Regions from separate parts of the Mus musculus genome. Here region 2 is linked to region 1. The links are chromatin loops, found by intact Hi-C in ENCODE. Cell type or tissue: left cerebral cortex. All regions are shown on one strand.

What was found. Hi-C counts contacts between places; a loop is a spot of excess contacts. Peaks named below come from ENCODE experiments on the same cell type or tissue, not always from the same donor. Only the 100,000 strongest peaks of a DNase experiment are listed, where the experiment ranks them.
Region 2: it touches region 1 in a loop (2.1-fold over the local background); 2 of 42 quality-filtered maps call a loop at or near these places.

Annotation. Positions count from the first base shown.
Region 1 is chr6:148,495,882-148,503,881 of GRCm38, forward strand. No RefSeq gene overlaps it. Among named protein-coding and RNA genes, the nearest start is that of Tmtc1, 56 kb to the left of the region's middle. In left cerebral cortex, no CTCF peak of the experiment used is centred here; a DNase peak (open chromatin) is centred at 4,520.
Region 2 is chr6:148,450,790-148,458,789 of GRCm38, forward strand. No RefSeq gene overlaps it. Among named protein-coding and RNA genes, the nearest start is that of Tmtc1, 10 kb to the left of the region's middle. In left cerebral cortex, a CTCF peak has its summit at 4,891 (motif pointing right); no DNase peak of the experiment used is centred here.

The sequences.
Region 1 (8,000 bases):
GTGTTGCGCGAATGCATTGATTTCCAGCTTTCTTTGATTCTGTGACCTCTTTGATAGTACTATATTCATTCAGAGTAATGTGAGTCTGGCTCCTGATTCTGTAGTGACTCACATTTGGCTGAAAATAAACCATTTTCATTTATTGTTTTTCTTTTCTTTATTTACTGGGTCTGTGCATTGTGTGCACTCGTACCGCAGCACATCTGTGAAGGTCAGCTTGTGGGAGTCAGTTCTCTCTCTCTGTGGGTTCTGGAGATGGATAAGATTGTTAGGTTTGACAGTGAGAGCCTTTACTTGCTGAGCCACCTGAGCCTTCAAAATGAACTATTTTATTATTTCCTTTAAAACAGAGTCATTATTTTATATCAATACATGAACAGAATAAAGTTCAGTGAGATCAGAGGCTAAAGTCAACTAAAAGTTAAGCAAGCCTCGAGTTCCTGGGGCTGCTGAGTACTAGCAACCAGACTAAGAGTTATTGCTATATCCATGCAAAACTAGCCCAGAAATAAAGAACATCCTAGGCTAGTGTCAATAAAATACAGAAACAAGTCTCAAAAAGGACAAGTTCATCCACAGGACACTAACCTTTAAATCTACCAAGGCAAATTCAACATAATTAAAAAAAAAAAAAAAAGACCTAAATTCAAATAGTCCTTCCCAAAGTACTTAACATACAGGATAAAAGATGCTTAAAAGGGTTAGAAACACAAGAAGTGATAAATATGTCCTATAAGCCAATAAAAAAAATCTGTTAATGCTATCAACACCAATAGATCCCCAAACAACATAGATTATAGGGTTGGAGAGAAAAAATTTGCAAAAATGGCTATAAATACCATCAAATATTTTCTACGGAGAAAGTGCTTTCATGAGAACTTGGGTTCTGTAATCCTAGGACTGGAACACAGAGACAGGTGGGTCTCTGTAGCTCACTGGCCAGCCAGTCCAAGGGATTCAGTGGGAAACCCTGTCTCAAAAACCAAGATAGAGAGCTATCGAGAAAGATATGTGATATAAATATCTGACCTCCACACACATGTGCACACACATGTGCACACACATGTGCACATGCATGCATGTGTGTGTGTTCATGTGTGCATGTTCATGTGTGCGTGTGCACACACACACATTTAAAGGAAGAAAGAGGAACTCTGGAACTCATTTATAAGGAAAGTCTTTCAGATATGAAAATGAACTGAAGTCCTTTTCATCCATCTCCTGGAAATCTGAGGCTGAAAATTTGTTCCCTTGTGAATAAATGGTGGACAGAAAAGTTTTAAAAGCCTCACTGATGGGTCACTACATGGGTGTTTGAATGGCAGAAACCCAGAACCGAAAAATCACTCCCGACTTGGAAAGGCTCTTAAACTCACACGAACCAAGGTTATCCCTGACTGGATGGAGGCAGGGAAAACACACACTGCTGAAAAGAGACACGGGCTGGTGTGAAAAACACCAGAATCTGTTTTCAACTCCGCTAGTGATACTGATTATAAGGACATGAGGAGTTCTCTGAGTCCCCCTAGTAAGAGAGGAGTTACACTATTACCAAGATACGGGTAGTCTTCTAATGTACAGCAAAGCATGTGCAAGTGCTTGCAGAATTAGGAGAGTGCTACTTAAGACATCATTTTCATTACCATTGTTAAAGATGATGGCTTATGTTATTAAGCTACTGGGGCATGATGCCTGCTTTCACACTCATCAGAGCTCTTGTGATAACAGGCATTTCGGGACTATTTATTCTACGTAAAGAGCAATTTTCCAAATGAGAGATTTTTTTCTTCTTTTCCCTCGTTGATGGCCATGCCACTTCCTCGGAGAAGGCTGTTACAACTGCACAGCTGATGGGAAAGGACCTAGAAATGAGAGCATCTTAGAGAGGATGGTCCTGAGAGCATCACCACATTCGGGACCAAAGTAAAATGCAGCAAAACATCAGAAAAACTGTCTCAGGCTTGGACCCAGGAATCTGTAGCCAAAGTGTTTGCCCGCTCATGGCTACATTTGCAAGTCTTATTTTCCAAGCTCCTGTTGACATTGTGAGTTACACACAGGGCTTCCCAATTACTGCCGTGCCTAGATTTAGATGTGCAAAGCTGAGACTCGAAAGAAGATTCTGAGCTTAGTGTAGTTGATTTTCCTCCCCCCCAGCAATGACCTAAAAGAGAGATTCTGCTCATAACTATCAAGTGCCATTATGCTATGGAAGAAATATGCTATCATTGAGAATTAGAATTTCAAATTACATATCTCAATTAGAGAAAATGCAGAGCGAAGATTAGCTTTTTTCTCAACAAGTTTCCCCAGGGGAAGTTGGAGGTTGGAAAGATAAAAGATAACATCAGTGTAAGCTGCATAGATTTGGGGGACCAGGGACAAACTGTATTATTGAGTTCAAGGACAGGAAAGAACACAGGCACATACATATGCACATGCACATACATACACACACAAAACAGAAATGGCAGGGCCAGTTATCTTCCCTGATCATAACTGGGCTTTTCCCCCAACACCCTGTGTAATTTTATAATCTGTACAGTTGTGGGAAGTTTGGAAAGATGATCATACATTTGTGAAAGAAAATTATGACAGAAAAATTAAGAGGAATACTGGGACTCAGTCTAAATCAGAGAGCAGAGAAATTAGTACTCTTCACATACTTAAGAGCTCTCATCCTAAGAACAGTATTTTGGGGTTTTCATGGGGGAAATCCTACTTAAATTTTTTAGGAAATGAAATTAGACTGAATTGGCACTAAGGAAGGGTGTAAATCTGACGAAGTCAGTAACAAACTTAATCAAGTGCATAATGTGTAACCCTCTGACTCCTCCACTCGGGTGCTTGCCTTCTCCGCAGGGAGACAGTGCCTTCTGGGAAAGAACAGAGAAACATGCCTGACTTGGGGAAGGTGTGATGTCTGTCTGTCTTTGAAGGATGCATGAGCCAGGGCAAAGCATTTCCTTCCGAGATAAATGCATGTAGGCCTGGGATGACATGGCGCTCACAGGACTGCTGAAGAGAGCCAGACACCTGCACTGGGAAGCAGAGGCAGAATGATTATGAGTTCAAAACCAATGCTGATGATGTAGTGAGTTCAAGGCCGACTTGGACTACATGAGACTGTATCTAAAAATAATGAAAACAAAAGAGCAACTAAAAAATGACGTAAGATGCCTGCAATTTTGAAGCTCAGCTTACTCAGAACCCATTTTCGAGTCTTCTATGGCTCCAGTTAAAGAACGGGCTGGGGCAATGATTCAACTGAGTCTCAAATGTGGCAGGATCGGTTCCACGAGCACACACTTGTTGTAGCATCTCTGTGTTAGTTATTTGTCTTGTTCTGGCAAAATATGTAACAAGAAACAAAAAGGAGGAAGGGTTTATTTTGACTCACAGTTAAAAAGTCAGACGTCATGGCAGCAGGTGTGGGAGGCAGCGGTTACATTGTATCTGTAGCCAGGAAGCAGAGAGAGATTAATGCTGGTGCTCAGCTCACTTTCCTCCTCTCAGTGCCGAAACCCACCCAGTGATAGCACCACTCACAGATAAAGTGGGTCTTCTCACCTGTGTTACACAGTCTAGATAACCCTTCACAAGCTTCATGTCCTAGATCCTGTGGAGTTGTCAGTCAGTCTTAATGATCACTATTTACTTAATGGTTTGCTTTAGCTGAGGTCCTAAGATACTTGACTGACCAGAGTCTCCATTCCTGGTCTAGTTCTTGATTTCCTCACCACAGCAGCTGCCCCTTGTTAAAGCAAGAAAAGAAATCTCCCAGCAACAGTGATATGTCATTCATGTAGTCATGGACAAGGAAGCCCTTTGACTTTACCATGTTCTGTTGGCTAGAAACAAGTGACAGGCTTTGCGGGTGATAAAGAGCGGATCACATAATGTTGACCGTAAAAAGTGAGAAGAAAGAGTGTGAACAATCTTTGAATCTGTTTACAACTGTATAGAAGTATAAAGATTATCAGAAAAAAATTAGAGTACATACGATGACTTATTTAAGGCCTTAGGAGGGAATCCCAGTGTGTCTTGCTTTAAGCTGCTGGTAAACAGTACCAGCAGACTGTAAAGACCATTCTATCATGATGGGAAGTTGAAATTTATGTTCTGTAGAGAATTATATTTTACATAGTGAGATAACTCGACTTTTCATTTTGGATTAGTCGAGTATTTGGAGTAGTCTTGAGAAGATAAGACTAAAGACAAGGGGGAATTCGGGAGTGTTTGGGTGAGAGATGATGAGCAGGACCAAATGACGCAAGGGATGGGGTGGTAGACATGTTAAGAAATACTAGGCATATAGATGACAGAGTCAGGATTCACTTTATGGGCAACAGTGGGAATAGAGAGCAGTTGAAAACGAAGCCCCAGATGGAAACAGGCTGGTCTCGTGTTGTAGCTGCTCATGTTCCTCCTGCGAACTGTTCCCTCCCCAGTTCCAATCTATTTATCTTGCTTGTTTCTATTTCTAGGACATGTCAAATGATTTCCCTTCACAGCCTTTGTATTTGCTGGTCTCACTTCCCAGAATCCACCTCAAATCCCATATGTGGCTCTCTCCTAGCTCTCTTAGGTGTTGACATTCCCTGCACAGCATGCTGTAGCATGAGTCAGTAGTGGAAATTACTCTGATCGTTTATCACTGACTGATATGTTTGTTCTCTTTTTTTTTTCCTGCTAGTAAGGTAAATTCTTTGAATTCAGCTGTTGTTACCCTCTGGAAGTCCAGGGCAAGTTCAGTGATGTGTATAATATCTGCAAAGAACCTGGGCCATGAAGTGAGATGACAGAGTAGAAGAAAATGGAGCCAAAAAAATCCTGGGCCAAATTAGAGATCAAAGGGCCAGAGAAGTGGTGAGAGAGTTAAGGGTCCAGAGGAGTAACAGCTAGAGTGAGATTCAGATTTCAGGGAAGAGGACCTGGAGACTTAAAGCGGGCCTGTTGTGACCACGGGAATGGGGTAAAAGGGCAGGACCATAGAGTCAGAGTGACCCTGAGGCCAAGTGGCTCAGAACTTGGTGGGAAATAGATACACAGGCAGTGTTGGGGCCACAGGGAGTCTAAGCAGAGTGGCCAAGTCTCTGAAGGCTGGAAGGGAGGCAACTGAGCCCCGAGTGATAAGAGACAAAAACAAGCTGGCAAACAGCCTTTCTCATGTCTCTCACGGTGACAAAACCACCCAAGTGCTCCTGGCAGTGCTGCAGACTGCCCGCCATCCCTTTCCCCCAGTTTCCAGTAGAAAATTTAGAGGATGCACTTGCTCTAGTCATAAGGCTGTAAGTACTGAGCCCTGGGCTGAGATCAAACAACAATTTCATTTTTAATTCGTATGCAACTGTGAGCTAATCTTGATCTAGAACTCAGTCTTGACACTAAAAAGATGGTTCAGCAGCTAAGAGACTGCAGAGGATGAGAGTTCAGTTCCCAGAACCCACATGGGACAGCTCACAACCAACTGTAACTCTAGCTCAAGTGGATCTGATGCTCCTAGCACACAAGCATGCACACTCAAAAATGGATTAAATCTCAATGAAAACTAACGGGCAGCCACAACACTCTCTGGGCTTCCAAGCCCTAGATCCATTTCAGAAAATACAACAATAATAATAACAAACCCCACCAGAGATGGCTTTGAGAACAGCAAGGGTAATCTGCTTTATAGCTTGTCCATCCATTCATACATCCCCAAATATTTAACTAGCTTTGCCATTTTACATTCCATATATATTTTAATGTTCTTAATCTGTCTGTTAGGGCTTTGTTGAGAAGTGTTACTGTTCTTTAATTTATAAACAAGGATTTCACTATCTCCTATAGAGCTGGAGTTAAGTGACTCTTGCACAAATCCTATCTAAATACACTTGATTTGAATTTGTGTTGAATGGTAAGCCAGCCCCAGTACAGGTAAGCCAATAGCTTTGCCTACTTAGCACTTTCCTCTTTAATTCTAGAATGTTTCTAGCTGAGCACTAACCTACAAAGAGACTCAAAATTAATTTAAACTGGATAAAAGAAAATGATTGTTCAGCAGTTTCCAGTCCAAAAAAATTTACATTTATCCACCCATAAAATTGCAGAGGGACAGATGCCAAACTTATATCGATTTTTAATTCCATGCGCAGATGGAACGCAGATCCTCCAGCTTGAGTGGCAAGCACTATTACTCCTGAGCCACCTGGCTGGTCTGAGATAGTAGTGACAGGTGACTGGAAGTTTCTGCCCCAGAGATTATTCTCCTCCCTGAGGAGGGTGGAGAAATGGTGAAGGTGGTAACTGTTGGGGGCAGGGAGTGGGGGAGGCAGAGTCTGGGAGTGAGAGGAAGAAGAGATGCCTGGGAAGGCCAGGAGCTGAAGGAAACTGAGTGGCAGCCCCTGGGAGATTAGTCTCTAAGTTTCACCTTTCAAAAACTGAAACGAAGGTTTGCTTTCGTCTCCTATGTCCCATTTTGATTGTGACACTGTGATGGTTTGCTTATGCTCAGCCTACGGATTGGCACTATTAGACTATGTGGCCCTGTTAGTGTAGGTGTGGCCTTGTTGAAGTAGGTGTGTCACTGTGGGTGTGGGTTTTAAGACCCTCATCCTAGTTGCTTGGAAGTCAGTATTCTGCTACCAGCCTCCAGATGAAGATGTAGAATTCAGCCCCTCCTGAACCATGCCTGCCTGGATGTTCCCATGGTCCCTCCTTGATGACAACGGACTGAACCTCTGAACCTGTAAGCCAGCCCCAATTAAATGTTGTCCTTATGAGTTGTCTTGGTCATGGTGTCTGTTCACAGCAGTAAAACTGTAACTAAGACAGGCACCTCCCCAAATGCCCTGTGTGATTTATAACTATGGTGTAGCCATATACAGAGCAAACTGTTACAATCTTTCTGTAGTGCAGAAGATGAAAGCTGATGCCAGCATTGAAGATGCCTGTAGTGCAGTTAGGGGATGAGAAGGTAATGGTCTGCATAGTTGATAGTTACTGAACTGTTCACTCTATGAAATTGTTTGCATGGCTGGGGGTCAAGTGCAGGTCTACATCCACCTTTGGGAGGGAGAATGAAACACCACTCTGACACAGGGGTCTGAACTCTGATTCACAAGATGGTTTTGTGATATTCAAAGCCAGGGTGCTCCATTGTTTTAGCGACAGTCTGTGATCCAGAGCCTTGCTGGGTTACACAACTTTAAGGATGTGTTCTTGGTTATACTTCAGCACCTGACTAGACAGCAAACTTCTAAGAAGGCAGATGTCTCACAGGCTTGGAGTCACTCTTGGCTCCTGTACATTCTAGCTCCTCTACAAGCTGGGGCATCTGACTGAATCAGGACAACCCCACTCCCTATGGAGTTCTTCTGTGGGGCAGAGTCTGGTCAAAGTCCAGTGGAGAGTTTTGGTCTCCCTTGGTTTAGACTGAAGTATCTTAAGTGTGGCTGTCACCCCATCTAGGACCATACAGTTGAATTATACAGTTGACCATATAGTGGGGATTATGAAAATGTTGGCAAAAAAACTTTCTAAATTCACAATGACCAAAGTAAGACATGTAAAAATCCCATTGATGACTTACTTCACTTTTACCTTGATTCTGAACACAGGACATGAGAACATTGCACTATGCATGCCAACATGCCATGCAACACAGATCAATGCTTCCGGCAACAGCTTGGCTCATTTTATACAGCATGTTACAAAGAACAGAGGCTGTACTAGGCATACAAAGCCTTCTGCTCTTATAGAGACATAATGATTTAATCACAGAAAATAAAGTTCTAGTATTTTCTACCACTGTTCCTTGGTTTATAAGTATCAAACCAGTACATCTTTGGGTTGTACTGTGCTAGGCAAACCTGCATGCTCATTTCATTACAGTATGCAAATTTGCTTTCCTCTCTAATAAACTATAAAATTAATTACATATATACCAAAGAACTGTTTTTATAATAAATTCCTTTGTGATTTATTATCAGTAAATATTTAATTTGTATATCTAGTTT
Region 2 (8,000 bases), 45 kb before region 1:
TTAGGCCACATTTTTTTTTTTAAGACCATGAATGAAGTTCATAGTTTTGTTCACAAAATTCCCAGAAAATTGCAGATTTCTGGCTTTGAAAGGTGTTAAGAGCATACTTCAAGGTCATGTGTGTGAAAGCCTTAAGCATGGTTCATTGCTACTTTGACATTCTTGTTTGAAAACATCTCTAGGTAAGACCAATATTGTCTCTTTGACAGCCACCTTCACAGCAAATGTTGTTAACTGTACTGAGTTATTGGCTCTCAGCTGGTGAGTTGCTGCAGCCCGATTCATCCCATGTCTCCTTGACTTCCACTGTTTTTCTATCCTCATTTATCATTTTCGTCTTTTAAATTTAATTTTTCAAATGTCCATGTTTGGTAACTGGCTTATAAAATTCCTCAGGATTTCAGAATCAGTTTGTGTGAGTCCCCTCAACTTGACTCTATCCATTGTCAGATAGAATATGGCAGAGGTTGGTGTTACAGTTTCATAACTTAGAATTGAATAGCAAACATTGGAAGGTTATTATATTTGTGAAGAAAGAACTTTCCAAAGACAAGTCTGGCCTTTGTCCTTGGCCCCTGGGGAGGATCTAGAACATTCTGTCTGACAGGAATCTCTGCTGGTAGTTCAATGCTTGATCCAGAAGAAACCACGAGGCTCTGCCAGGAAAAGTTCTTTGGCCAGTTACCCACTACAAAGTCATGGCAAGCAACTGATACAAGGTGAACCAATGCAATAGCTACATCCACTGTCTGTGGGTTATATTTATATTCTTTCTAATCATCACGTGTACTTTTACATGTCTGCTTCAGCAAAACATCCTCTCACCTATCTGCTTCAGCAAAACATCACATGACATAACTGAGTCTCCAAAGAAACCAGAAATTTCCACTTCACACAGCCATCTGTAATTTCAGTTCCAGAGGATCAAACACCCTCTTCTGGGCTCCATAGGCATCTGGCACACATATGTTGTACAGATATGCATGCAGGCAAAACACCTATACATAAAATAAAATAAAATAAAATAATAAGAATAACTTAAAAAAATAAAGTTGCATATAAGCTCTAAGGTTAACTGCCTTCTTGTATTATGGTCCTTTGGGAGTTGCCATGACAATAAGTGTAATAAATCTGCAATTTCTCTTACTGTCTTTCTGTCATTTAATTTGCAGAGTGCTCAGACAATGAATCCAGGAGGGCAGAAGAAGAAACTCTTCCATACGGGTGTTAGCGCCAGTCTGGGATGCTAAAGCCTGAAGGTCAGCCACACACAGGGCATGTGACACCAAAGCCTATAGTGAGCTTCCTAGCTGGGAAGGATCCATGCACATTGTCACAGGGGAGTGGTAGATACCCAAAGAGCAGCAAGTTCTGGCTCTGTGGAAGAGCACAGGAAGCATGGCCATCTCTTCCTGATGTCACCTAGCGTGCTTCCTCTGCTGGCTGACCTTCATCTGTGACTTTTCCTGTAGTAATTAATCCATGGATGAGAGTATGGGGCTTTCAGTGGATTCTGTGAGAAGTTCTAGCAAATGGCCAAATGGAGTATGATTTTAGAAACTCTCCGAACTGGCCTTTATTTTTGGGAGGAGGATTATGTTCAAAGTTCTCCTTATCTTGTTTCCTACTTCTAATGTTTTTCTATACTACAAAGGTGTGTGTGTACATGAACACACACATGCACATGCTCATGTACATATGTGGGAGGGACAATATGTGTGCATTTGCATGTGATGGTCACAGGAGGACTTTAGCAGTCATTCCTCAGGTGTCATATAAAAACTGCAACAGATACCCACAAACCTCTTTTTTTGCTCCCCACTGAGAGTCTCTAGGAAGAGTTTCAAAACTAAACAAAGCTAGAAAATTAAGTAAGCACTCCCTGCAATCTAGAGTGGCTATGTGTAGCTGCTGGGGTGAGCATCAAGAAGAAGTGTGACTGAGTTTGTAGGGGAAGCAGCTTAACTCTAAAGGCTATCAGGAAAGAGACAGAGAATGAGAGCCGAGAGTCTGGTCACTCTGCATAAAGTATTTATTGCACTCATCAATATTAAGTGTGTTATGTCCCGCTCTGTAAGTTGGGCTTTGTTTTAATGTATTAATTGAATGCTACTTCACTCTACATTTTATTAAATTACAAAGTGATCTAGTTAAGAAATGACCCTCCTCACACAGGGTCCCAGGGCCGGCTCTGCTTTAACAGTTCCCTCTAGCACCTTCAGCAACATCATTGGTGGAACCTGGTGTTAAATTAACATGAGGGAGCTCCTGTTGTTAAATTACTGAGTTTACTACTGTGACCATATAACTGTGCAAAAGACCACAGCCAAATATGCAAAGAGAGCAATAACACTATGGCGATGTGTTCTCTTCTTTTGAGACAAGATCATGTGAAACTAAGGCTGGCCCCAATGCCAGGATGTAGCTAGGGGTGGCCTTGAACAACTGATCCCCGTGACTCAACCTACCAAGTGCTGGGATCCCGTGTGTGCCACCACACCTGATTTTGCATCCTAGCTGAGCACTTTCCACACTAAGGGTCTCGCACATTTACATCACAGCTCACCAGTCAGAATGGCCTGAGCTATGAGCTCAAACCTCCCTCCAGTCTATTGACAGCAAAGGAGTTTGTAGGAAGAAAGGGGAGAGACAGTGATTACTGGGTGAAGGATAAGAGGGGGATTTTACAGTATGGTGTCATTGACCAAACAACCTGGCTTCTGTGAATTGTCTGTGAAGGGCCTGGAGGCTTCTCTGGATGGGACACCCAAGGAAGTAGGCGTTCAACTAGCAGTGGAAGGGTTCTGAGCACATTAAGCACTACATCCACGAGGCCAGAGCTGCCTCAGAGAGAACCCTATGCACAGAGTTTTCCAGCTTGACCCTGGCACAGCCAAAATTAATGGGCTTGGGGAACAAACGACCCAATAAGGTTCTCGCCATAAGTCAGTGTCTGGCTTTCTGTCCTGTTACTAAAGGAGACGGAGAGCCCATCACGGGAGTTTATCTCTGTTGAGAAATGAAGGTTATATCTGGAGATAGACGGCTCCCTTGGGAAATAACTGTTGGTCATTCTTCCCTGCTGTGTCGCTCATCTCATTTCTTGGACAATTTTCCCACATGTGAATGAATTAGAACAGATACTAGTGACCTTTCAGATCCACTGTGGCTTATGAGAAGTGAAAAATGTCTCTCAGATTCAATTTTTCACATGTTTGTACCCCCCTTACTTCTTTTACGGTAGTTTCAAATTATTTTAACCTTTACCCATTCCTGATGAAAGCAGAATATTGGGTTCTTTCTGAGTCCTGCCTCACAGTTAGTCTCACAGACTCTATTCTTTTCTTTCCTGTTTTTCTGTGATTTTTATTTCCTGGTTCTGTTGTTGAGGGATTTAGCCAACTGAAAAGCTTGTTTCAAAGAATGAGCATTGCACCTGCCTCTAAGAAGTTGCAAATAGAGCTGTTCACATACGGAAACACCTAGTTGGTATTTTCCCTGCTAATATTCCGCCCGAGATTCAGATAACAGCTACAAAATGGCTGCATCCGGAGTGGCAGTGATGCAAACCCAGGCCAGATACCTTTTGTTCTCTGTGCCCATAAAACAGCAGCTAGCTTCGGAGGTTTCATCTCAGCCCTGATCCACAGACCTTCCACAAACATAAACTAAAGGTAGCACTTTAGACAGGGCTCTTACATCCTCACTGTGTCTAGCTTTAGATGTGATCTGTGCCAGTGTAATAAAAGCATTTCTGATAAAATTTTAAACAGGACTAAGAAGATTCTAATTTGGTATTTTAAAGGCAATTTCTGTAATAAGTTTTAGTGTTCTGCAATTAAATTGCCATATTAGGATATTTCTGTGAACAATATACCTAGAAAGTGAGAAAACTCCATAAAAATACCATTAAGAACTATTTTTTGAAGATATTTCTGCACAGATAAATGCTCCTACAGCTGCTCTTCCGGTCTTCCCCACAATTAATTTTTTTTCCTTATGGATAAAGATGAATTCTATTTTGTCTCTGTTCCTTATTGTAGCAAAACTCCAAGTCTCACACCTGCATGGGAGCTAATTGCTCTCTTCTGCTTCCAATGGTTTCTGGGCAAGCTGTACAGAGAGCAGGGCCTCCTGGCCAGATCAATGCCAGACTGTGTTCCAGCACTTTGAGCTGTAAGAAAAGCTGGGAGGAGCTTTGAGGGCTACCTGGCATGCAGAGAGGTGCTCAGGGAGGGAAGCTTTGATGTAAGATTATGATCCTGTTGGCAGCACAGCTCTCCTCTTCTCACTGCCCCCCTTTTCCCTCCCCCATCTCCCCATTATTGTAAAACGGAGAACTTACTATCAAGCAGCCCTAAGGTGTCAGCTTCCCAATCCCAGACATTTTGAATGACGACATGGCTGCCCACCTACCTCAGCTCCCAGGGCCAGGGCATGTGTTCCTCACCCGTGAGTCACTTGGTTTCTCTGCTTTTGATGCCAGGATCAATGTATGATATTACCTCCTCCTCAAAGGGGTGGTGGTGGTGGTGGTGTTAATTTTCCTTTCTAACACATTAATTAGCCAAAATTTCAAATGTTTTCCTATCCCTTCAGCTATAAAAGCAGTGTATTTTATATCACACTAACAACATCCTTGGTCATTTTATCACTAATATTCGGTCCATTTTTTTTTAACCTGCCCAATTTTTAAAATTCTACAAAGGCTGAGTACACAGTAAAAATAAGCCAGCATAAAATAGGAGGGAATCACACATTAGCCAGTGACAGCATTTTCCTAGGAATTTTAAGAAAAACGTGGAGCTTAAAAAAAAAAACTTATTTATTTTTATTTTATGTGCGTTTACTTGTATGTATGTGAGCCAAATGCATGCAATGCCCATAGCGACCAGAAGAGGGCATCAGATCCTGAGATCTGGAATTAAGGATGTTTGTGAGCCATCTTATAGGTGCTGGGAACTGAACCTAGATCCTCCACAAAAACTGCTAGTACTTTTACCACTGAGCCATCGCTCCAGCCTGGAGCCTTTAATTTTTTTACTTTCCTTTGCAATTTCAATCTCACAGCTGGCTTTCCTCTGCCACATCTGCATTAACTCAAACATTGGAAGAAACAGCAGATGAAGGCTCTTTGTATCACTCCTTGAAGAAAATGAAATGCCCTGGGCAAAAACAAGCTCAAGAGAGGCTTGCAGTCTCATAGAAGATCTAGATAATTCAGGACAGCTCATCCTCTGAAGATAGAAAACCAGATTGAACAGCGACATGAAACTTGCCTTGTAATTCCAGGTTAACACTAGAGAAAGGCCAGGAGAGGGTGAGGCTCAAGCCCTGTGTCTGGGGTCTCTGTTGTACCCGGAATGAGTGGGAGACTGAGTACGGCCAGTCCAAGACGCTACTCCAAGGGAAGGCACTGGCCCTGGCAGTTTACCTTGTGCATTGTGGTGAGTTTAAACTATCTTTGGTTTACTGTAAATACTGTGTATAACGATCCCAGCTTTAGAAAGCTGCGTCAGATGCTGACCGGCCACGGTGCTTTGGGACTGTGATGATTCATGATGGGAATTGAGGAGAGAATGGGGAATCAGCTGGGGCTCCACTGTCCTCTCGGAGAACTGCTAATGGCCAGACAAAAGTCAAAATGGTTCTAAAGCCCCCATCACGAAACCTCAGCTGTCACATGACCTTTCAAGAAAACAGTTAAGAGAAATAACTAAATTCCTGGAATAGGGCGGTTTCCACTGTCCTGAGAATGATGCTCCCTCCTCTGAATCCTCTGGAAAAGGTAACCTGATGTTCAAATTCAGCCAGTTCTCTGTGATTCTGCCTCACCTCCCCATCATATGAGGAAAGAAGTCTCTTGAGGCCAGTCTGCTATTGTTGTTCTAATTCTGCAGAAAATAATCTCTCCTGCTCAGCCCGCGTTACGGACTGAAGTGGTTTCCACTCTAGAGTCACAAAATAAGTACCTTTTAATTTGTTACAATTTTTCTTTTGTTCTGACATCACTGACATCTGAGGAGAGAAAAATTATGAATTAATAGTTGGACTATACAGCTGAGTTTTATTTATGTTATACAGTGATGCCATCTTTTCTCAAATATACATTAAAAAAAAAAGAATGAGAGACAACTGAGCCAAAAGGTTAGTTAACACCAACAAACACACCATTTTTCTTGGTATTCCTTCTAGTAAAACAGTGAAGCCATTGTAAAGGTGAGATCTGTGTCTTTTTTTTTCTCAAATGACGAATGCAAGGGAGTAGTGAATTTGCTATGAATGAACTTGGTAGAACATGCTAAATACAAATCACATAAGACAATAAAAATGTTAACATTTAACCAAAGCAACTGATTTATAGTCAGACTGCTGGGTTTGCAGGTATGTTTCTGCTTTTATACTTCCTAGCTGTGGTAAACAATTTTCTATAAGCTTAAACCACCAGTATTATTTCCATATGCCCCACAGCTGAGCCAATTGTCTGCACACACTAGCAAGCCAGATAATTGTTAATTGACAGTATGAATTTCATGTTTGACTCTATTCACAAATGTACGGAAGGCAAGGTTTCTACAAGCTGTGTAACATCTCCTGGGGGCCAGGAGGGGAAAGTCACCATTTTATCCTATTAATATATATATGTATTACACTTCTCTTCAAAGCTTAAAAAAGTAGGAAGTATTACATTTATAGAACCCTCTAGATTTTTGAGTGAAAGTGGAAAAAAAAAAGCCAATATACCCAAGATGTATGCCACAAAAATCTCCAGGTAAATCCAACACTGAGGACTCATGGTATGGACTCAACACTGTCCAATTAGGAAAGAATTTAGTCTTAGTTCTTAAGCTGGCTTTTACAAGTTCCCAGCTGGAATCAACTCTATCTCAAGGATTACAAAAGGATGTTCACTTTGGACAGTACTTGACGGAAGTATTTCAGTCCATTCAACATTCTGTCTCGAAGTGCACACCAACAGCCACCAGCTCCTTACAACCCTTGATAACTCCAACTATCTGGAAGATAGAGATGAAGCTAATTAACATCTGGCACTGATTTCAGACTTGCTTTCCTACCTGGATGGACTTGGAAAGTGTGTTGTTGTTGTAGTTGATTAACCTATTCTAATCTCCCCAACGGCTACAGTGGTGCAAGTTCCTCGTTATCCACCCAATGCTCTGGATTCATAAATCAAAGACAGACAGACACACACACACACACACACACACACACACACACACACACAAAACCTTAAATTTAATATGCCTTAATCAGCTCAATGGCTGGACCACTCTCAAACTTCCACGTTGCTAATGCCTCTCCTCCGATGCTCCTGAGTTATTACTTACTAAAATCTGTATTCCATCTCTGCTACCCCAGACCCAGTGGGTGTGGAGGGGCTGGGGCCACTCTTTGTCGGCTCTTACATGATTGGTATGCCTCTCTTCCTGGAGCTCTGAAGCCTGGATCTTATTCCCCTTTCGGCTGGTATTCTGCTTCTTCTCTCAGTCCTAAAGTCTGTCTACTTGCTCAGCCACTGGCCACCAGCAACTTTATTTATCAATCAGAACCTAGTGGGTGCAGGGACCCTTAGTGTCTGACATGCAGGATTCTCATGCAATTTTGGGAACCCAATTAACATAATACAAGCGTTAAATCAAATCCACAACAGTGTGTCTTCTGAAGAAAGCACTGATTTGAGAATGAACTCGGGCAGTTCTGCAAGGTGAAAATGAAAGTTTACTTTTTAACCAAAATTACATATAAATAGAAGCCATGTACAATGCTTTCTAGCACAGAATGACGTAGGCTCAGCACTTCTTCTAGTCTGACAACTAGATTATAGTTACACTATATCACTGGCGAGCCAAAGTGTTCTTTAACAAACCCCTTTGGTTGGAGTAGACAGCCTTTTGACATTGCAACATGACCCTGCCATCTATGAAGGTATCATCAGTATCCTGGGATGTATGCAGCCTGTAGGCCATAGGATAGACACA